3 separate regions of the Mus musculus genome follow, and all the other regions are linked to region 1. Evidence: chromatin loops called from intact Hi-C (ENCODE). Cell type or tissue: heart. All regions are shown on one strand.

What was found. Peaks named below come from ENCODE experiments on the same cell type or tissue, not always from the same donor. Only the 100,000 strongest peaks of a DNase experiment are listed, where the experiment ranks them.
Region 2: it touches region 1 in a loop (4-fold over the local background); 5 of 42 quality-filtered maps call a loop at or near these places.
Region 3: a loop joins it to region 1, with 4 times the contacts of the local background. A loop is called at or near these places in 9 of 42 quality-filtered maps.

The regions. Positions count from the first base shown.
Region 1 is chr16:56,714,271-56,722,270 of GRCm38, reverse strand. It overlaps Tfg (Trk-fused gene), which reads left to right and starts at 4,821. Exons shown (of 8, transcript NM_019678.3): 1 at 4,821-5,086. In heart, no CTCF peak of the experiment used is centred here; a DNase peak (open chromatin) is centred at 4,710; H3K4me3 peaks cover 2,932 bases; H3K27ac peaks cover 2,529 bases.
Region 2 is chr16:57,117,064-57,125,063 of GRCm38, reverse strand. It overlaps Tomm70a (translocase of outer mitochondrial membrane 70A), which reads right to left and starts at 3,350. Exons shown (of 12, transcript NM_138599.5): 1 at 2,870-3,350. The coding sequence starts at 3,202. In heart, no CTCF peak of the experiment used is centred here; DNase peaks (open chromatin) are centred at 3,413 and 3,653; H3K4me3 peaks cover 3,006 bases; H3K27ac peaks cover 1,794 bases.
Region 3 is chr16:55,930,790-55,938,789 of GRCm38, reverse strand. Cep97 (centrosomal protein 97) reads left to right here and starts at 3,942. Exons shown (of 11, transcript NM_028815.4): 1 at 3,942-4,037. The coding sequence starts at 3,995. In heart, no CTCF peak of the experiment used is centred here; DNase peaks (open chromatin) are centred at 3,919 and 4,199; H3K4me3 peaks cover 1,731 bases; H3K27ac peaks cover 1,374 bases.

The sequences.
Region 1 (8,000 bases):
ATATGGCTATTGATTGGCATTGGCACTCCTAACCCTAAAGCCTTAAGATCTAACAAGAAGAGGGATTTCATTCCTCTTGGCAAACCGCTTGCCAAATCTTTCAGGATTTAATTCTCCTTACTCTTCCAGCAAAAGCAGAGGTGTTTAAAATAGAGGGACTCTAAGACTATTTTATGGTAATTAAAAAGGGAGGACCAAATGAGATGCACTATAGACAGCCACAAGGAAGCAAGGGGAGAAGATACTTCTTTTGAGCCAGAGACATGAACAAAACATGAAGGTATGAGCAGGAGCTGAAAACACCTCTCCTCAGTGGTCTGGGATTGAGACAGAGACAACCAGCTTTCCCTAGAAAAAGGGCAGAAAAGACTCTGGGCTGCCAGCCCCTCCTATGCAACAGGTTCTTAGCAAGTCTCACACTGGGTGCAATCAGCAAAAGTCAAGAAACAGGAGTCTATAGAGCACACAGGTAGCCCTCTGCAATAGAGTACAGTGGGCAGAGAGAGACAAGGAGGGCAAGCAGGTCCAGAGCTGCTATTGTCTACCCAGAACATATGCTTTGTGCTAGACATTTTGTGGTAGCCTGGGTCAAATACTCATTGTGAGGGAGAGATAAGGGATAATTTATTTGACAGATGCTTATTAAGCACTGTGAAGAATAGACAACTACATCACAGAAGGGATGCTGAGAGCAAACTTTAGAGGGCTACTACATCTGACAAAATACGAATATCTGCTGAGAAATGAGCCAGGCTAAGACTGGTCACTCGTTTTCCTCGTCTGAACTGTCTTTGAGTGGGATCATCCAGAGGGAGAATAGGATAAGAGTAAATACAGACTATAACATGTGGCTTTAAAAAGAAAACCAAAACAACGTATAGTAAGAAAGACTCGGAACTCATTTTCAAGCTGTTGAATATGAGCAGGTCCTACTCTACCCATTTTCTGGTTACCTCTGGGATGATAGTTCCTGGTGAGGTTTTTTTTTTTTTTTTTTTCCTTCTTTTCCTGCAGTGTCAAGAGAAACAAATCATCCGACCTTTGGATTTTCTTGCCTGCATCTTAACTGACAGTTGAAAGTTCACAACTCAACTGCCAGTCCCTTGCTCTTTCTCCTCCCATTTCCATCTTTAAGTTTATCTTGCTTCTTTGTTTTTTTCTCCCGTGTTTGTGTGGTGTTATTCATGACAGTAAAGCTAATGAATCCACATAACTATTGGTTTTTGGACGATTGAGTAAAGTAGTTTCAGCATATATGGGCACTTTTTACCTTGTGAGTTTGTAAGTAACTCATTGTAAATTAAAAATACCATAATAAAATGCATTTAATATGCCCAAAGTAGCAAGTGCTATAGCTTAGCCTACACAAACATGTGTAGACCCCTGACAGTTGGACAAAATCACATATCAGGGAGCTGGTTTCATAATAAGGTGCAGTTTACTGAATGCCATGTAATATACTGGGCAGTATCACTCATTTACTGTCATGATTGGGTGGCTGGCTGGGGGCTGTGGCTTGTGGCTGAAGCCCAACATTTTGAAATCATACTACATATTGCTCACCTAGAAAAAGATCAAATTTCAAAGTTGAAGTGTCATTCTACTAGATTCATACTGCTTTTGCACTATCACAAACTGAACCGTAGGTTGAATCCTCACAAATTGAAATTGTATATATTGTTTATATGGAGAGGTACTCAGCCTTAGGGAAGAAAGAAAGGCATGGCCATTTGCAGCAGTGTGGATTACTCTAAAGAACCCAGCTGCAGAAACACTGTCTATAATTGCAGGTCTATGTGGATTCTGAAATACAGCTGCACACAGGGTGAGAGTAGAATACTACCACCAACGATTGGGTGGTAGAGGAAAAGGTGGCTTGTTTCCTGCAAACTTCCAGCCTCACACTGGGTATGTTCTAGAACTCTACTGGACAGCAGCAGAGTCACTGTAACTAATAGTGGTGTACTGTATTCGCAACAGTGCTGAGGACACATTACATGATTTTGCACATGTATAGCCGTGAGGAGATGGCTATGTTAGCATGATCGTGATAGTTCTCAATATCATATTGTATACCTGAGATATGTAATTTGTACTTTATCCTTTATTACAGCTAGTGAATAGTCATCTTCACAAATATGTTTATAACAGCAAAATCCATAATGGTTTAATTTTAAACCATTGTCTACTTTTCTATATTCCCTAGAGTCCTTGTCTTAACTTTAACAGTTAATGAGATTGTATTATAATTTTACTTACCATTACATACTTATGTAGTCCTGCTAATAATATTAATAATAATAATCACATTGAAGTCCCCTGAAATTCTCATCTACTGAAGAAAATTTGGGCTTGTTCCTTTATGTAAAAAGAAAACATTTTATCTGGTTTTGACTATTAGGAATCAAACTTACTTTTGGACATGTTCTTGGCTAACATTTTATTTTCTCTTAAAATACTGCTTAGAGTCACTGGGTCACAGAGTAATTGTAATTTATTTTAAACCTGTATTTTTAAACACTTTATTAAATCAATAATAGCTAGCTGCATATGTATCAGAAGATGGCCAAGTTAGCCACCATTGGAAAGAGAGGCCCATTGGTCTTGCAAACTTTATATGCCCCAGTACAGGGGAACGCCAGGGGCAAGAAGTGGGAGTGGGTGGGTAGGGGAGTTGGGCGGGGGTATGGGGGACTTTTGGGATAGCATTGGAAATGTAAATGAAGAAAATACCTAATAAAAAATCAGTAAGAGCTGAGCTGTTTTCTAAGGAGGCTGAGTCATTTTACAGTGGCAACAGCAATACTTAGCAGTTTAGTGCTAACTTTTAAGGTTCTGATTATTCCAAAGGGTGTAAATAGTTATAATTCAGTTTTGGCCCATTGGTCATGTTTCTGAGTACCAGCTCTTAACTGAAGATGTGGAGTGTTTGTGTGTGTGTGTGTGTGTGTGTGTGTGTGTGTGTGTGTGTGTGCAGTAGAGGCAAGTAGGGCAGAGTGACATGATCCAATGCTTATCTCTTACAAGCTGTTCCCAGGGGCCTCTGGTACAGTTCCTATCTGTATAGTTTGGTACAGTTCCTATCTATCTGTATAGTTTCCCCAGTGGAACTTTGCTACATGCAGAGGTATGATCTTACAATTTGTTGGACTTTGGACTTTGTTTGCCATGAAACCATAATATTATAACTGAGACTTTCTGGACCTTGGTGATAATAAATGAAGATGAAACCCCCTACCCCCAACCACCCGGTACTCACTAGACAGCAATAGAGAAGGGATGTGTTCTAGACTGGGAGTTTAGATGACAGTTACAAGTCATGTGATTTGAGATAAGATCACAAGACATTATAAAGGAATAAGCAAGACAAGGAAAACTCTGAATTTCAGGCCACCACTAAAATTTGTGACTATGAAGGTAAGCTGAAATTATTAACAAAATAGTACCCCAGTTAAGTAGTGAATGAATATATTGTCCTGAAAGCAGACAAGCAACAGTACTAAAGTCCTTTCTGAGCACTGCTACAAAATCTACAACCTCTTCTTTCCAGATTATTCTGGTAATGAGATCTCTGTGTTTCTAGATGTAGATTTTTTTAATAAAAAGTATGCTCAAATTACATCTATAGGCATTGTATGGTTTTTGCACAGATACTATAGGGAACTGTATCCATGTCTAGGACATACGGTATTATAGAAAAGAACATAAAGGAACATAGCAAAAGAACAAATTATAAAGAAAGAAGTCTGTATGAGACCAGAGCACACATCTAAGCTTTCTTCCTGGACACACTTAATTTCTTCCAGCAACAAGTCCCTAAACCATGTGAATAGTCTGCCAGAAGTTACTTGTAAGACTTAGATTGTAGTGTTAGATTATACCACTCCACTTTGCTTTATTTATTTATTTTTCTTCTTCTTCTTGTTAAAGGAGATTACGGGACCCACTGGTTGCTGTGTACTAAGATTCCTGGCACCCAGATTGCAAGCAGATTGAAATGTGTTCAGCGTAAAATACATTTATTCAAACACTTTAGACACAAGGGATGGCTCTTAATAAAGAACAGTGGAAGCATTGTTGAATTCTAGTTGCTCAGACACTAGTCAGGGACCAATGTGTAAGCAGTCTTTTCAAGGGTGAGTCCAAGCCGTGTTTGCTCCTTTGTGACTGAGTCACCTCACTCAGGATGATAATTCTCAAGTTCCATCCATTTAAACACATCCAAAGCAAAAAGAAAACTGAATTTAGGCGAGTGTAGGGTATGGTCAAATCTCTATCCTATAAAAGCCTTCTTGAAGCCTCGGTTTTTACTATCCAAGTTTGTCTTTTGCACCGGTGGGTGTGCCCTCTAAACTCGGATCTTCCTAAATGTTTGGGTAGAGCTTAGCTGGGGAACTGACTCATCCTAGCACTCTTTCGGCAAAGCGTAGGCACTCAATCCTGAATGAATGAATGAATGAACGTGTAGAAAGAAGGCGGAAAAGGGGTTCGTTTTTTCCGAGATGTGACAGACTAGCGCGTAGTCACGACAGCCACAAAGCAACAAGACCCAAACCTTTCTGGACAGATGCCCCACTTCCCCCAGGCTCTCGTAGCAAACCCAGCCCTGCAGACTACGCCCCGCCCACCCAGCAGCCAGACTTAGGAAAGACTGGCTGCCCGGAAAACCGGAAGTGCTGGTAATTCCCTGCGCATGCGTGTCCGCCTCGGCTCGCACTTCCTACACTCGGTCATCCAGTGAGGAAGCCGGGCCGCTCACCCGACGCAGCGGGGTCTTCGCCCGCCCCGCCCCTCACCCACTGCGCATGCGTCCTGACTGGCTTGTGCGCCTGGAGGCGGGGCGCCAGGGCAGTTTTTTTTTTTCTCCCCTTCGCTCCCGCCCCTGCGCTTCCCACCTGCCACGTACGGGACCGTGGCTGTCGCTAGGCTCGTCGGGTGCGTGCGATTGGCCAGCTCTGCGCAGCCTGCAGCTCGGCGAGGCTCGGCGGACGGCGGCGGAGCGGACGGGGTTTGGAAGCCTCCTCTGCGACACCGAGTGAGCCCGCAGCGGCCGGGTCAGCTGAGGTGGACGGCCTCGGCAAGCGGGGTATGTCCGCCGGAGTGAGGCGCGCGTGGCGACTCAAGGAGGAGGTCGGGGGAACCGGGAGGGCCGCAGGGCTTCTGGAACCTCCCAGCGCCGGGTGGGAGGGTGGGGCTGGGGACCGTGGGAAGGGGCTGGGAGGGAGGGCGCAGGGCCCGGGTGAGGCGGACGAGCGGCCCGGCATGGGGGAGGGGCGGCTGGGAGGGAGGGAGGGAGGGGGAGGAGAGGGCGCCCGGCCCGGCCTGACCTGGAGGGCGTTTGGCCCCGCTGATACCCCAAGTCCTGTTCCCTCCGGCCCCAGAGAGTAGAGGGGAGCCTGGGGGTACCTCTTACGGAGGTCGAGAACCAGGGATCGAAGAAGCCTGGGGCGTTTGCTCGGTGCTTCACCCTCTAGAGCAACTTGGAAGGTGGAGGGTGAATCATGGAAGACATAGAAAGGGGGCTTGAGAAAGCCCAAAGCGTTTGTGCCTGATCCCCGGGAGTGGCTTGGACGTTGGAGCGTAGACCTGGAGTTAATCGGTAGATTGAGGACACAGAAAGGAGCCCCATTCGGTCGTACACTCCCGTGCTTAGTGTCCTCTTGGGGCCCTACCCAGTTTTACTGATTACAGTTGCCAACTTTTGTTAAGTTGCCGTCTCTGGGCACGGTAGGGAGAATTGTAGATAGGTAATCTCAAAGATTCTACCAAAGTAGCTTGTTAGGCTCCCTTCGCATGTGCAGAAAGTACGCCGCAGAGAAGAACTTGAGCTCACATAGCTACCAGTGAAAATGGTTACATTCTTGCCATATACACTGCGTGTCATACAGATTTTGAGACCCACTTACAGTTTTAGAATAATCAAGGTTCTTTAAAGAAAGAAAAGAAAAGAGAGAAAGAAAAAATAGAGAAGAAAAAGGAGCCAGTTGGTGGTGGTGCACTCAGGAGTCAGAGGCAGGTGGATTTCTGAGTTCGGGGCCAGCCTGGTCTACAGAACAGCCAAGGCTACCCAGAGAAATCCTGTCTTGGGGAGGCGGGGACAAGAAAAGAAAGAAGGGAAAAAGAAACTTGTTTAGAGGGTGGGCGTTTTAGAAGCTTCTGAAAGAGGGCCTCTTCTCAGGTTAAGCAACAGGTGCCTGAGGCTGAGGTATCCTAGTGCAGGGGCTATGTCCTTGGACACATCAGTGTATCCCAGTTACCAGGAATTTCTTGGATGAAGGTTAAGTTCCAGGTTGAGTCACTTCTGGACTTAGGAAGTAGTAAGACAGCAACGAGATGCATCAGAAAATGCATAGTGATCTTAACAGTAGTTCTAGGAACTCATTCATGTTAATCTCTACCTGCTTAGAGAAAGGCAGGACCAGAGTTGACAGCTGTGTGGACGAGGTTTTCTCTTGGGACAGGAAATAACGGTGGTGCCTGACATTGCTACACAAATGGACAACTTTTAGCTAAGACTGCAGGGAGGAAACTAGAAATGAAACTGGGCCACCCATGGTAGATGTTAAGGATATGTAATGTTAGCTTTTAGGTCCACTGGAGCTGAGTGCTTCCCAGTTCCATCAGAGGGCATATTAATTACCAAGTACATTTGTGCTGGAACTTGGTCTTACTTGGGAGTGTATCTTGATATGAGGTGCCCCTTCTGGCCAGGTAAAGAAGGTACTGTGAGATGGTTCTATGGTTCAGGAACTGAGAGTGTTCAGCTTTCTAAGCACCGGTCCTTAGTCTATATTGCTGACTTATATGGCCTATAGATAGAAGGCAGTAAATGCAGATTTATTGTAAGATCTTCATTCCTGTCAGACTATCAATGAAAGTATGAGATAGTTACTATCTTTCTAAACTTAATATGTTTTAGAGCCTGGGGTAGAGTAGATGTTATGTAAATGTTTTCTAAAGGTGGAGAACAAATTGGGCCAACAATGTAAGAGTTGGTTCTATAGAGGTGTCACGTCATCACAGCCATTAGAAGTCACCTGTGAGACTGATCAAACAAAACCCAACAGTGCTCTTTACATTAAGATAACTGTGGCATCCAGATTGTGGAACATTGTTCCACTTTGTTCTTCTGCTTTGACCTTGTAGTGAAGGGCTGTTTTCATTTGAGGGATAGTTAGACGCAAAGACTAGATAGAGCGTTTATGTGAGGACTACTGGGAGGTTTATATTTAATATTCATGATATAAGCTAGGACTCATGAAAAACAATTCAAGATGAATAGTTTGGTGATTTGGTGAGGGATTTTCCACATTAAAGGGGCGGGGGTGAAAATGGAGGTTCAGTAAGTTTTAGGGAAGGAGACAGAAAGCTGGCAATAGTGAAAGTTCAGGAATGAAAGCAGAGTAGCCTGTGGGAGGTTCAGGACAGCTTAAATGGTGCTCTTGGTCATTTACTTGGAACAGGTAAAAAGAGTAGGAACATTCTGTGTCTATAGATAAGCATGTTAAGGAATTACTTGGCCTTGCAGAAAAACAAATATTAACCCATTACTTGATCCTAAATATGCACTTTTATAGTAGTAATTTGAATTACTAAAAGTCTTAAGGTTCAGAATTAGGATTATAAATTCATAGGACAATCATATTGAATAACCTGAAATGAGATAATAATAAGAAAAACCCATGAGGGGAAAATTCTGTAGCAAGCCAGTATCAAATAGCTACTTTTACCATTTAAAAAAATACATTTTTTTAACGTGGTACCAAGTATTTATGGAACCCAAAGCCTTATGCATACTAAGCAAGCACTGTACCACAGATCAATGTCCTTTTTTAGAGTCTGGTAGCCTGGACTGATCGATCGATCAATTATTTATTTATTTATTTATGGTTTTCCTAGGCAGGGTTTCTCTGTGCAGCCCTGGCTGTCCTGGAACTCACTTTGTAGACTAGGCTGGCCTTGAACTCAGAAATCCACCTGCCTCTTCCTCTCAAGTGCTG
Region 2 (8,000 bases), 400 kb before region 1:
ACAGGTTTTCTTTTCAGTCTGCTAACACTGAACCCTGAATAGATATCTGGTAATTCCTTAATCCTGTTAAAAAAAAAAGGTAGTTATTGTGCAGCTGGAGACACAGCACCTAGAAAGCCTGTTGTACCTTCAGCTGAGACAATGCAGAGCTAACGCAGAGGGAGTCCTTCAGCCATAGGAAATACGGATGAGTTATACGCAGTTATATCAGTTATATCAGTTATACACAGACACTCGTAAGAGTCAAATATGACTCTCTACCAACACTTAAGAATATAATTTCCACTAGAAAATAATGATTCTTAATATTGCCTTGCTAAACAATAATTTAGTAATTCCAAGTAAGATTTCAGGACCATATTCCTAAATTCTACATGGTGAGGTTAAAAAAAAAATGGCATGTTCAAGTGTTTTGCTCAGTTTTATTTTGGGACAAATATAATAACCATTTTAAAGCAGAGAATTCAACAGAAGTCAGGCCAATCAAAATTATTCTTTATAAAAACTAGAAGCCACTTATAAATATTAAAATAATTAGTACTGCTGCAGACAATGTTGCAATACTAAAAAGGGAATTTACTAATTATTTCTGTGTTATATATGTGTAAATGCATACACGTGCTTATGTGCAACCAAGTGAGGGTGTTCTTGAACACTGGAGGTACTGGATCCTCCTGAAGCTGGAATTACAAGTGTGAGCTATCACACAAGGGTCCTGGTAACAAGCTCATGTTCTCTGCAAGAGCGATATGCACTCTTTAACTGTTAAGACACTTCTCCACGCCAGCTCCCCTTATTCTTAATTTATGATTACTATAGAACTTAAGAACTTTTATGTAACGTTTACTTATTTACTATTCCAGATTAAAATGAAATAGAAACTTTAGATATGAAATTTTCACATGTACAAAATTTCACATCTATGGAAACAATAACTGAGTCAAAGAAGGCTCTTGACAACCACCTTCACGGGCACTCACAACCACACCATTTCTTAAACAGGCACTTACAGGTTGCTTTGCTAAAAATGCCCTTAAAATCTCACTCTGGCCCATAGGTGACTGAAAGTAGGACAAGAGCATAACATCTCTGCATTCTGTCCCCTTCAGCTCAACTGAACCCAGAGGTTAAGTCATTGTCCTTAACCTTTTCCTCGAGTCACCTTGGATTCCAGAGCACCCCTCAGACGAGGGTAATTATCCTGGATGTTGAGTCCATGCCCTGGGACATACGCAACTGTCTTACAGGGACCAGACTAATCCCCTTAGGAACCCTTCCTTCAGCCCTCACCAGCCCTCACAACTGCCATACCACTTCTTGACCAGAGCTGCTTCATTTCCATACCTCTTGCCCAGATTCTCCCATCAGTTAAACCTTAAAGGTCTGGTGAGTAACCTAAAAACTTGGAAGTTACTGGAACCAACTGACCATCCCTCTTTCCAGTATGGCAACACTAAACAAATCTTTGCTTTTTGCCATTATTTATCTCTGTAAAGGGCTTCTTGGAGTGTGGTTGCTCATCATAGTTTGCTGGGGCTGCCAGTGCTGGGCTTTCATCCTAAAAACTTTGGTTTAACATTTTAGTGCTGGATGAAATAGAAGGGACCAAATATTTTAATCCTCTTAGCCTACCAGGATGACAATGACATAAACTGAGCTTACCAAAATAACAATGCTGGACAGGACAATGTAGAATGGCATCTCCTCAGCTCTCAAAGATCATGGTTCCCTCCAACATTGTAAGTTCTGGTTAGAAATTGGCTGTTTAACTTCCCCATAGGAGAGAACAAACAGCCTTCCTGCTAGCTAGCACGGTGACTCACACACAGTAAGTACTATCCCTGGAGTCATATACCAGAGCCTCTGAAGCTACTTAGGAAAAGAACAACGTGTCTTCAGGCTGAATGGGATGAAAATGCCTGCCATTCATTTAACTGTACAGTTTTTCTCATGAGTGTTAAGTGCACATAGGATGCGTGTGTATAAAGAATTTCCTCAGGCACATACCTGGTATTTATTTACCTGTAAGTTTCTCTGAACTTGGATTACTCTGGTAATACCACCACAGAATTCCTGACCCAGTAAAGTCCCTTATCTCACTCAATCTCAGTCCATGCCAATTCTCCACACAGCCGTCAAACTTGTCAAAAAGATTTAATAGTCTGACCACCAGATCCGATAGAGCAGTTTATCACTCCAATGCTTGTTATAACACCAGAGACTCTTTATCAGGCTTGGACACATGTATATATATGTCCAGGTGAAATAGAACATTTTAAGATGTGCAGCGGGGGTGGGGGTGGGAGGCACAGTTCCTTAAAAACTGAACTATTTCCTATATACAAAGCTACCTAATGATTTTTTTGAACTTTGTAATAGTTGCTAATCTCCCTCCCCAAACACACACACACACACACACACACACACACACACACACACAATCAGAGCGAGAGAGAAACTCCGAAAGAAAAATGGCTTGTTTTTAAAAGGTTCTTAGCAAAGTTCTGGTCTTGGGAAACACAATAACAACTCACGGTACAACTCCAATCGTTCCGTGAAATTTGCCTTTCTTCGCTTAATGGAATTACTATATTTGTGCATGTTTCCCATACCTACATACTAGGGATAAATGCTGTGTCACTTAGAAGAAAGGCAAAGTATTCTGTTGGATCCCAAAGGAAATTGTCAAAGAACGTCTCTACGCTAGCCAGCCTGGAGCTGCTATTCCATTCCCTATAAAGGCAACCAGAAACGACTCTAAAGTCACTCGGCAGTTTCCGACCGGTGGGAGGGCCCCTCACCCGCACAACGGGTCAAGGAAAAGCTGCATCCGCTCGTTTTCACCTCTACGGCCCGGGCGGCTTCTCACCATTTCCAGGGAGTCCCCAGAACCGTCGTGGTGGCCACTGCCCAGGGCCGGACTGGCCCTGCCCTCGGGGGTCTTCCGTTCACTGTTGCGCTTCAGGCCGCTGGCGTCGCCCCGGCCTCCCGCTTCCCGGCGCCTCCGCCTTCGGCTCCACAGGTACATAGCCCCAGCACCCAGCAACAGGGGCGCCCCGATGGCCAGCGCCACGTGCCATCGCGGCAGGGTCCCCGCGCCCGAGCCGGGGCCCGCAGTCCCACCGCCACCGCCCACTCCATTTCCAGAACCGGGCGCAGCAGCCGCCGCCATCGCCGCCTCTATGGGCTTAGAGGCGGCCATGACGACTGTCCTCCGCCGCCGCCGCGCCGGTCGCGGGCGCCACGGTCACCGGGCAGCGTGGGGAGGAAGCCGGGAGCGTGGAGGGAAAGCAACGCGCGAGCGAGCACGCTAAGCAGCAGGAGCGGACGACAGAAAAGGGCCAGAGGTCACCGGAAGCCCGGGGCATGCCGGGCTAGACCGGCGGCTGGGCCCGCCCCTATCTACTGTACAGGGGAGAACCACTTCCGGGGTCAGAAGGCCTGGCGCTCTGGGTGGCTTTTCCCTTTCCTCTTGCAGGCGGTTGCCTAGAATCGCTCGGGAGGTCTCAGGCCTTGCGTGACTGCAGACCTCTTCTCCAGGACAGAAGGACCCGTGGCACTGTCGCCAGTGCGGCGAGGAGGGGCGTGGGGGGCCGTGTGCAGCAAGTGTAGAGGGACAGCTCCCTGTAGCTCTGTGAGTGGGCGGGACTTGCAGAAGCACTGTGAAGGGAATTGGCCAGCAGGGATGGTGGGCCTCCCAGTTGATTGGTAGGATCGGGGAGGGGGGTGTGGCTACGTTGGTGCCTGTTAAAGACTGAAACTGTGGGAGGGGGGAAAAAGGGTGAGACCATCGTGCTGTGTAAACCAGCTTTGTATATTTCTGCAATAGCCAGATTGTAGTTTGGACAAATTTGTAGTTCCTGGGACAATGACAGAGGGCAAAGACTAGATGGAAACTGGGGAAGGTAGGTTGACTCATGGAAGTGACTTGCAGCCTGTGTGCTGCACCTTTAATAGTTACAAAGGGCAAGGATGTCTGTTAGAAGGCTTTCCTATTGGCTTTCCTCGAGGACCCCGGATCACCGCAGGCATCTTTACGTGTGTATCTTAAAATGGATTCCACCTGACATCTAGCCCATACAACCTTCCCTGGAGCACAAGTGTCTGTCACAACACTTTGAGTTTGCTCACTTATTTGAAATAACTTAAATTTTTAAAAAAAATTTATTTCATTTATATGACTACACTGTAGCTGTTTTTCAAGCACATCAGAAGAGGGCATCGGATCCCATTACAGATGGTTGTGAGCCAACCATGTGGTTGCTGGGAATTGAACTCAGGACCTCTGGAAGAACAGTCAGTGCTCTTAACTGCTGAGCCATCTCGTCAGCCCTGAAGTACTTTTCTTAAGCCTTCATGAACTCTGGATCTGGTCTCAAAGCATGAAGTCTACTTTGCAAGGTGTTTGGAATTCACACAATTTTCAAGAAAAAAAGGCAAAGCATGGATAATTAAATGTTCCAGGCTATGGCTCTTCATTTCAGGTTTGAACATCCTTTTGTCAAACAAACAAACAAACAAACAAACAAACAAACCAAAAAAACAAAAACCAAACACCCATAGATGGTCATTTGGCTTTTAAGTACCACAGGATGCTCACCATAATAGCATTACATGAAGATGCAAAGGCCAAGTTGTGTCAACGTGGAGTGATTAAAATAGAATGTTCCAGTTTGAAACTTCAGGGCCTTTTCTCTTGCGTCATGTTGGTTCTCACCAGTGAAATGTTTGCACTAGCAACAAACTGAAAATGGTAGTGTAACTTAGTTGATCAAATAGAGATTGCTGTAGGCACTGTTCTCACCCCAGAACTTCAAAATCGGAATCTCATGCCCTCTGAGTAATCTTGGATTTTTCAGAATAACAGCAAAAGGATTCTCCCCCTATAACTTCACATTTTTTTCTGTGATATCTTGGAGGACTAAAGGCTCCCAGTTTGAATAAACCATTGGAACTAAAACACATTTGAAAGATTTTCACCTTTGTTAATTTTGTGTATGTATGTGTATGGGTGCACCCATTCCACGGATCATGATATGAATCTTTGGGAGTCACTTCTTTTGTCCATATGGGTCTTGGGATCTTTTATAGCACCAGCAAAATGATCACACTATCGATTAACAGTTTCTGTTTCTTCCCCAATTATTACCACATTGCCATAGTTATTGGTTCTTGTATCTGCTACTCAAGTTCATCTTGGGTCCTTGAAGAGTAGGAATCGTGGTATAGTAATCTTAGTACTTCTGGACCTGTTGCTAAGTTAGACATATGATAGGTATTGTTAGTGTTCCTGCCCAACACAATTCCTGAAACAGATAATGCAGGGAATATGGGGAAAGAGGCGCTCTTATTCACTGCTGGTGGAAGTGTAAACAAATATAGCCATTATGGAAATAATATGAAAAGTTCTGGAAAAATTATAGAACCATGTGACCCAGCTATACCATGATTGGGCATAGATCTAAAGGACTCTATAGTCTGCCACAAAGAGATTTGTACATTCATGTTTATTGCTGCATAAATTAAAATATTTAGGGAATGGTAGCAGCCTAGATATCCATAATGGATGATTGGATAACAAAAATGTGGTACATACACACAGTATCATTTTACTCATTGCACAGAAAAATGAAATCATGAAAATTTCAGGAATGGATAGATCTATAAAGTATATTATAATAGTCTCCCATATGTGGATCAAAGCTTATAATGTCTCCATATACTAGTGAGAGGTCGGTGCAAGTATAGGTTATGAAACCAGGGAGAAGGCTCCTAAAGGAGGAATATAGTTGTTGAGGAAAGGTGAGGGGATGGGCAACAAGACATGTAACATACAAAAAAAAGAGAAAAAGAAGCTGTGGAAGATTATAAGGAAGATAAACACAGGCGTGAAAAGGGGAAGAGAATAAAGAAAAATACACAGTAATTTTACTTGAAATGTCATAAAATAACTTAATGTTCTAATTTTAAAACTTGTAAGTAAAAAATTGAAATTTATTTAGATGGAAACACAAAATAAAGACAGGTAAAAATATCCACAAACTATGCCTTCAGCAAAGGAATAATATCTAGAATCTATACATTTCACATTTCAACATTAAAAGGGCAAATAATTTTATTATAAGATAAGCCAAAGTCATGAAAGACAGTCACCTTACTGAGAAAGATAAATAAGTGAAAAATAAGTTCATGAAAAGATTTTCAACATTAGCTATTAAATAAAGGTGAATTAAAACCACTAAGTGGGTTGAGGAGATGGCTCGGTCATTAGAGTGCTTGGTACCTGTCTTAGTCAAGGGTTTCTATTCCTGCACAAACATCATGACCAAGAAGCACTTGGGGAGGAAAGGGTTTATTCAGCTTACTCTTCCACATTGCTGTTCATCACCAAAGGAAGTCAGGAATGGAACTCAGGCAGGTCAGGAAGCAGGAGCTGATGCAGAGGCCATGGAGGGATGTTACTTACTGGCTTGCTTCCCCTGGCTTGCTCAGCCTGCTCTCTTATAGAACCCAAGACTACCAGCCCAGAGATGGTCCCACCCACAAGGGGTTTTTCCGAAAACCCTTGATCACTAATTGAGAAAATGCCTTACAGCTGGATCTCATGGAGGCACTTCCCCAACTGAAGCTCCTTTCTCTGGGATAACTCCAGCCTGTGTCAAGTTGACACACAAAACCAGCCAGCACAGTAGCCAAGCGTGAGAACCTGAGTGTGGATTCTTGGCTTCCATGTATTAATACAGAGCTAGGAATGCACGTTTGTAATTCCAGTGCTATGGAAGCAGAGACAGGAGGATCACTGTGCGCTACTAGATAGCCAATCTAGCTGAATAGAAGTGCTCCGGGTTCAGTGAGATAAGCCATATCCAAAACCAAGGCGGAGAACTTCAGAGGAATTATGCCCAAACTTGACCTATGTCTTCCAAACACAAACCTGTCACCATGCCTGCCAACCTGAATCTGAAGCCTGGTGGAGAGATAACCAATTCATGCCAAGTTGTCCTCTGACTTCCCTATCTGTACCACGGTACTTGAATGTCCACACACATACACACTTGCATATGCAAACAAAACAAAAAAATGTAATTAATTTTTTTCCAAAATAAAAAATGAAGTACAATCAGCATTTCTACATTTCCAAAAGAAACAGAATCTTATGAGTGGCAATGAACTCAGTCAATCAGGATGAAAAGATCTTATAAAGCTCCGAGTGGGCAGAAGGGTGGCAAATGAGTGCATAAATTATACATGAGTTATCAGTCACAGTGAAAGAGGGGGAAGTAGGGTTACTATACATGGCTCCTTGCAGATAAATGCAGAGGCTGCTTCTGACAGCAGAAGGAGCAGCCAGTTGATGGAATCATGACATGACATTCCCATGACAAGAAAAGTAGCACCGCCTACTCAACTGAAGATTTGATGGAAGTTTAATAAAGCAGAAACCATCAGGATCAAGAGACAATTACCATCAGGAGGGCTCAGGAAAAAAAGGGGGATTCTGCAGAAGTAAAATAGGAAAAAATGCAGTAAAGAATATCCTGCTGGAAGCAGCCAGAGTAAAGGTGAAGGGCAAGGATTACAGCACAAAAGAATTTTGAACTAGCAGTGATGATGGTGGTGGTCGTCGTGGTTGTGGTTGTGAAGAGGGCTGTTGGGGATATAGCCACAGCAACTGTGCTGATTCCTAGCTGATACCAGCATTAGTGGTAGTCAGCAATCCTCATGCTGGACTGGCAAGGATTGTGGAAAAGCTGAAGCAGCCAGGAACTTGTTCATTAAATAGCGCCTCTTTCCCCATATTCCCTCCACCACTGGATGTTGTGTATTTTTTTTTTAATGGTAGCTATTCTGATACAGGTGAGATAGAATCTCAGAGCTTAGTGTTGCATTTCCCTGATGGCTAGTGATGTTGAACTGTTTTTGCTTGTTTGTTTGCTTGCTTTGTTTTGCTTTAGTGGAGGTTTAAACTTTTTTAGTTATATTGTAGGTATTAAATTCTT
Region 3 (8,000 bases), 780 kb after region 1:
TATTGTCTTAAAATAAGAAATAATCATCTCCACTTTTGTTTTTAAAATGTTTCCTATAGGGCTGGAGAGATGGCTTGGCAGTTAAGATCACTGACTGCTCTTCCAGATGTCCTGAGTTCAGTTCCCAGCAGCCACATGGTGGCTCACAACCATCTGTAATGAGATCTGATGCCCTCTTTTGGTGTGTCTGAGGACAGCTACAGTGTTACTCATGTACAATTAGATAAATAAATATTTAAAAAACCCTTTCCTATAAACTGAGGATGTAGCTCAATGGTAAATTGCTTGCCCATGATGTTAAGGACTTGGTGTGATCACCACCAACACAGGAAAACAAACAAACAAACAAACAAACAAACAAACAATCCGGTGAAACAAAGGCTAACCAAATATTCCCTTACCTTCCCTTAGCTATACTGAATGTCACTTAACCAGGCCAGTCTAGGCGCCATACAGTAGACCTACCTCTGAGACGATGACTTGTGTGAAAACAGTAAGCGCTTACTCACTAGGCATCCATGTGTGTATCTGTGTAAAGCCTGGAGAACAAGCCTTGAGTCTACTTTCTCCCCCCCCCCCTTCTCTCTTTTCTGTTTTCTTTTTGACACAAAGTCTCACTATGTAGCCCTGGCTATTCTGCTACTTACTATGTAGACCAGGCTGGGACAGAGATTTTTGCTTACTTCTGCCTCTCATGTGCAGTGATCATAGGATGTACCACTTCGTCCCTCTTGTTGGGTCTGCTTCCTTGAGGAAGGTGCATGGCGTCACTTATGGGGCTGCAGTGTTGGGAAAAGTAATTGGAGATTAAGGAAGTAAGAGCAGGACTGTTGGGGGCCTGCCTGTGTTCAGTGAGCCACAAGTGCTGTCATAGAGCTGTGAATGCAGCCTGATGTAAAGTTGTAAGCACACTTAAATCATTTCGTGTGTGTGTGTGTGTGTGCACGTGTGATTTTATTATTCTTATTTTATGTGTATCAGTGTTCTGTCTGTGCCCTATATGCTTGTAGTTCCTATGGAGGCCACAAGAAGGTGTTGGATCTTTTGGGACTGGAGTTACAGATGGTTGTTAGCTGTCATGTGGGTGCTAGGAGCTGAACTCTGGTCCTCTGGAAGAGCAGCCAGTGCTCTTAAACCATTAAAACATCTCTTTAGCATCTTGTCCTTTTTCCTTTCTTTTCTTTTTTGTTTCTTGTAACTCAAACTATCTGACACAATTCTCCTCATTAAAAACATTAACAGTTTTGTATAAATATTTGTTTTTATTTTATGTGTGTAAATGTTTGGCCGGCATGTATATATGTGCATTTTGCATTTTCATGGTTCCCTGTAGACATCAGAAAAGGACATCTGATCCCCTGGAACTGAAGTGTGGGTGCGGGGACTTGTTCCTCAGCAAAACAAGAGCTTTTAACATCTGAGCATCTCACCAGCCCCTTCCTCTTCCTCTGAAGAAAAACCTCCTTTGGCTGGGCAGTGGTGGCGCACACCTTTAATCCCAGCACTTGGGAGGCAGAGGCAGGCAGATTTCTGAGTTTGATGCCAGCATGGCCTGCAGAGTGAGTTCCAGGACAGTCAGGGCTACACAGAGAAACCCTGTCTCAAAAAAGCCTAAAAAGCAGGAGATGGGATAGGGGGTTTCTGAAGGGGAGACCTGGAAAGGGGAAAACATTTGAAATAAAGAAAATATCCAAGAAAAAAATTAATTAAAAAATTGACAAATAAGACCTCATAAAATGCAAAGCTTCTGTAAAAACAAACAAACAAAAAACCTTAAAATACAGAAAAGTTTAAAACAATTTTTTTTCTTTGAGTTGGGGATGTATCTCAGTGGTTAAGTGCTTGCCTCAGATGAAGAGAGCCTAGTTTGATCCCTAACAGTTTCAGAAACCCAAAACCAAAAACAGTGAACAAGACAAGAGTGCTTCTCGTGTGAACTTTGTGAACGACAACACTCTTCAGTGATGAAAAGCCGGACACAACTGCATGGTCATCCCCAGTATGTGATCACCCTGTGGAGGGGTTCTCTGGGTTATTCTTGTTTGCTGATGTTGTTATTTGGTTTTTTTTTTTTGTTTGTTTGTTTTTGTTTCTGAGACAAGGTGCCTCTATGTGGCCAAGGCTGGACTTGGCATACTTCTCTCCTGGCCCTTCCTTTTTCTAAGTTACATATTCTCTCTCTCTCTCTCTCTCTCTCTCTCTCTCTCTCTCTCTCTCTCCATGAATGAGGTAGCACACATGTGGAACTCAGAACACAATTCACAATTTTCAGGAGTGGGTGATCATCTTCTACTGTGTGGGTTATGGGACTTGAACTCAGATCATCAGTCTTGGCAGCAAACTCCCCTACTGGCTAAGCTGTCTCTTCATCCTCTCCAATTGTTTTAATTTATGCACTGGCTGCTCTTCCAGAGGTCCTGAGTTCATTTCCCAGCAACCACATGGTGGCTCACAACCATCTGTAATGGGATCTGATGCCCTCTTCCGGTGTGTCTGATGTGTGTGTGTGTGTGTGTGTCTGATGTGTGTGTGTACATGTGTACTTGTTTTGTTTTTAGACAGAATCTCTCTGTTGCATAGCTCAGGCTATGATTAAACTCACTATGTAGACCAAGGTGGCCTTGAACTCACAGACATCCTCCTGCTTGCCTCTTCCAATATCTAACAATATATAGTCTTCCTCCCAACTGATGGGATTAAAATTTGGGCCACCACGACAGGCTTGCTTTGTTTTCAGACATATAAAGTTGTAAGACTGTTCTCCAAGTAAGGTGTCTACTGGTTAAAATGAAGGGGGGAATTCTTATTGTTTCTTCAGAAATAGAAAAGTATCTTTAGACTAAAGCAATGGGAAACAGAAAGGTCTTTAAGGGCAGTGATGCCAAAGGGAACCAGGAAAGAGGAAATGCTCTTAGAATTTTGAGCCTGAAAAGCTAGAAGCACCAAGTTACTGAATTTTCCTGAACAGGAATCCTCAGACTTCAGAGAGAGCCTTATAGCGAGTCATTCTATAGAGAAGCTAAAACCCTTTAAAATTAATTCAGACTTGTCAGAATGGGTAGCGGCCATAGAGACTTCTAGCAATGAGTTCTCAACATCAGTTTGTTTTAAACAATGTCCTTATAATGTGCCAGGTGGTAAAAGTGTTGAATTTCTCGAACACCAAGAGTAGCTTTTAGTACGTTGAGCAGTTGATGAAAGAAAGTGGAGCCCCCTTTGTACGATTGAGTTACCTTGTAAACCCTAGCTTAATTTTACTTCCCCTGTCAAGTTTTGTCCAAAGATTGTAATTTCTAGTTCCCGATTACCGAGTTCATAGTTAAATCAAAAAAAGATCAGCCTGTGCCCTCCCAACCAGGTAAAGTAAGTATTCCTGACTCTGGAAACTATTTTAAACTTTTTTGAATACTCTGGAAAAAGTTCTGGGTACATATGTATCAAATATACTCCTTGACCAAACTGTTCAATGTGTAAGAACCACCATTTAAAACAAAAATATCAGTTTCTGAGGCTTTAAATCTATTTAATTAGGTAAGATTGGGTAAATTGCAAATATAACGTATCCATTTGACTATGTCAAAATATTTCACTGTCATTCCTATAGAGAAGCTAAAACCTTTTAAACTTAATTCAGAATTGTCAAAATGGGTAGCTGCCATAGAGACTTCTGGCAATGAGTTCTCAAATTCAGTTTTAAACAACGTCTTTATAATGTGCCAGGTGGTAAAAGTGTCGAATTTCTCAAACACCTGGCCCTGGAGTGAAATGGTTTATCTAACAATACAGCTTGCTCACCAGATCAACTTTAGGTGTCAACCCGGGTCTTCTAAGCTTTACCTCCCACATTGTAGCCAGCAAGTCCCATCAGGGAGCCAATTGGGTCGAGTGAGTGCTGTGCATCCTGGGAGTTGTAGTTTGCAGCGCCCCACTGCTGACTACATGCTCTACAGAACGGCAGAAGACGGTTGCCTGGTGTCATTAGCAAGCGGCAAGTATGGCGGTGGCGCGAGTCGACGGGGCTCTGGCTCCGGGAGAAGGTACGATGATCCCTACCCCTAAATTCCAAAGTTTACTTCAGTATGTCATATTAAACAGTTGCTTGGTGTAAAGAGAAAGCCTGGGTTTAGAGGTGCAGTTTTGGACCAGTTCTTTTGATGAGGGGCTGTAAGCAACACGGAGGCGCACTTCCTACTGGGAGTTGTAGTCCCGCTGTCTGGTCCAGTCCCGCAACATTACTGTGAAGGCTGAATGAGGGACTTCAGTCCCCAGGAGCCTTCGCGGTGCCCGGCGCCCCTGTCCCGCGCTCTCCTTAGCCTGACTGGGGGCAGTGGGCTTCGGACTGCGGTGACCTTTCTGGGACGTTTACTTTGAGTTCCGAGTGCCCACAGGAAATTAGTGCAGCCTTTTTATTTCCCGTGCCTCTCCTTCTCGTCCGAGAACGTTCAGGAAGCATCTCATCTGAAACCGCATCACAGTCTGCTTGAACTCTTCTTTGGAAGTGACCAGTAGCCGTGGTAGAATCTGAGAATGACCCAGACACGCGTTGCTCCCCGATCATTCTGCAGGCCGGGTCCCGGGGTCGAGTTTGGTCTTTGTTTGGCAGAGCCCAGGTTGGGGGGTGCGCCTGTGCTTGGGAGATGCCTCCGTGGGGCGCCGACCTCAGAGCTTTTGTTTTGGTTACACTCTGAGGCGTGGTAGCAGCTGGCCCGATTGGGGCAGAGCAGGGTAGGTAGAGTTGAGGCTCATAACCCGGAGACCCTTGAGTTCCTACGGGAAGGAGTTCGGCTAAAACATGTGTCGACACTTAGGAATTGTGTGCGGACGCTAGGTGCGCTTTTCCAGGACAGTCTAGTTTTCATCTCGAAGAAGGGGCTCACGACGCCTCACGTGATAAGAAAACCGAAAAGCATTGAAACCCTCTAGGAGCGCAGAACCGAAAAATTACATCCCAAGGTAGCTCCAGTCTGATCGAAAAATTGAAATTGGCAGTTACTCAGGCCCCGCCCACTCTGATAGCTTCTTTTCTCAACCTTCCTAGCTCACCGAGAACAGCAGCAATAAGCACTTACAGAGCCATTCTCCCCGCCCCCAAAGAGCCAGATGATATTTTGGATGCCTTTCTCCCATTATCTCATGTTTTTATGTAGAACAATGTTTATATTATATTCTCACTCTTTTTCTTTTTTCTTTTCAAAGCCATGGTCTCATTATGTAGCTGTGACTGATCAAAAACTCAAAGAAATCCTCTTGCTTTTGCCTCTCCAGTGCTGGGATTAAAGGTGTGAGCTGTGCTGTGCACGTGGCTCATCCACTTTTTTTTTTTTTTTTTAAAAAAAACAACTTTATAGTTTTTAAAAAAGATTTATTTATTTATATGAGTACACTGTAGCTGCCTTCAGACACACCATAAGAGGTCATCAGATGGTTGTTAGCCACCATGTGGTTGCTGGGAATTGAACTCAGGACCCCTAGAAGAGCAGTCAGTGCTCTTAACCACTCTGAGCCATCTCTCCAGCCTTTTTTTTTTTTAAGATTTATTTACTTTATGTATGTGAGTACACTGTCACTGTCTTCAGACACACCAGAAGAGGGCATCAGATCCTCATTACAGATGGTTGTGAACCACCAAGTGGTTGCTGGGAATTGAACTCAGAACCTGGACGAGCAGCCAGTGCTCTTAACGGCTGAGCCATCTCTCCAGCCCATTGTTTTTCAAGACAGGATTTCTCTGTGTAGCCCTGGCTGTCCTGGAACTGGTTCAGAAAACTAATCTGGCCTTGAACTCAAGGAGATGCCTTTGCCACGGAGTGCTGGGATTAAAGGCCACCACTGCCTAGCTGTTTTGTTTTGTTTTGTTTTTTCAAGACAGGGGGGTCTCAGTATGTAGCTCTGGTTGTCCCAGAACTCACTAGATAGACGGAGCTGACCTTGAAAGTGAAGAGAGGTTGGCACTTTAAAAATCGCCTGGCTGTCATCTATGTCTTGTAGAATAGAAAAGTTAACTCAAAGAAGAAATGGAGAGGGGAGAGGCTAAGAGAGTGACTCTTGGAGGAAAGACATGGGAGGACACAGCGAGGAGTCAGCCAGCCTCTAGGAGAGGGGTCTCAGTTATCAAACCTGCCAACACCTTAGTTTTGGGTGTTTCAGACTTTGAAAAATAAATGATAAAAAGAGAAGGAAACTTGTCTGAAGTGATTAAAAGGGTGGGGGGCTACAGTCTGGATTTGTGATTAGCTGGGGTTGGGGGTGGGAGTGTGGGGGGTAGGGGCTACAGTCTGACTTTGTGCTACAAGTGCTTTATTTAGTGCTGCCTGCAACCTTGTGAAATTAGAAAATCATTGCATTCCATCGATTAATTATCTACACTGTGATTTTCAAAATGACTTCGAAGTCGCTGGGAGAGAGTAGTTGGCACAGTGCTTGCTGTATGTGACAAGCATGAGGGCCCCGAGTTCCATCCTCAAAACCCAAGTAAAAGGTGGAGCTTGGTGGCAGGAGCTTGTGGTCTCAAGTGCCGGGAAAGTGACATGGGCGGAGTCTTAGTGCTTGTTGGCCAAGTAGCTTACTCTGCTTGATGAGCTCCAGGCCAGTGAGAGATCCTGCCTTGAAAAACAAAGTGAGGGCTGTAGAAATGGCTCAGTGGGTAAGAACACTCGAAGTGACAGTGTGCAGACTGGAGTTCAAATCCCCAGCATCCATGGGCAAAGCCCCAGCACCTAGTGCATACATGGAAAAGCTCAGCACCTAGTGCTATGGAGGTTGCTGACTTCCAATCCAGCGCTAGGCTTTAAGGCCCACTGAGAGAGTGGGTCAAGAGAATAAAGAGTAACAGAACGGGACACCCAGCATTCTCCTCTGGCTTCCCTGGGCATGCATGATAGACACTGCCCACCACTCCCGTGCACACGACTTTGGGCTCTTGAAGATGTACTTGAAGTTAGGTTATAAACATTTTGATCTCTATATAAAAAAGTAAGTTTTAGGGTCTGATGTGATGATAGCTATAATTCCAGTATTTGGGAGTTGGGGGAAAGAAGATCAGGAGTTCAAATTTAGCCTTGGATACATAGTTTATGCCAGCCTAGCCAGCATCAGACCCTGTCTGAAAACAACAGCAAAAGATAAAACAAAACACAAAAACCCCAAACAACAATAACAAAAACCAATCTAAGACAAAGAAAAAAATTGAAAGATTGAAAAAAGGGGGAAATTAGCCAGGAGGTGATGGCACCCTCCTTTTGTTATGCCCAGTTCTTGGCAGAGATCACAGATGTAAACACACAGTCTTATCATCAGGATGCTACCTTCCCTGCTCCGCAGGTTAGGAATGCAACACTGGAGTCTAGAGGATTGGGGTATATATATGGGAAAAGGGTAGGCTGGGGCTTTCAAGCATGGCCTTACCTGATTGGGTGTGAGGTAAAGGAATGCTAGCATTCGAAACTGAGAACATTTGTTTTGACAGCAAGGAGGGACCATACAACTGGAAAAGGACCTTTTTGGTCTGGGAAGAACGGACTCATTTGGTTATTTTTCTAAGCTGGCCCCAGCTGTCTGGGACCACCTGGTTGTCTCTTTCCCATAGCTTAACACTTCAAGGACATTAAATTTCTGCCCCCTTCAAAGACAGGAGACATCTGCAGGCGTCAGGGCTCACTGGAAAGGAATCTTCTCTTTAATCTCAGCACTAGGGAGATGGGCAAGAGGATCTCTGAGTTTGAGGCCAGCTTGGTCCAAAGAGCAAGTTCCAGGACAACCAGGGAAACACTGAGAAACCCCGTCTCAGAAAATTAAAATAAAACTCAGAAAAAAAAAAAAACCAGAAAAACAAAACCCCAAACCCCTCAAAAGAAACTTCAGTCCTGTTTTTTTGTTTTTTGTTTTTTGTTTTTGTTTTTCGAGCAGTCCTGTTTTTTGAGTGCTGTTATTAAATACTACAGTACAATCAGGGCTTGCATGCTAGGAAAAGGCTCTGTTTCTGAGCTAATCCCAGCCTGTAA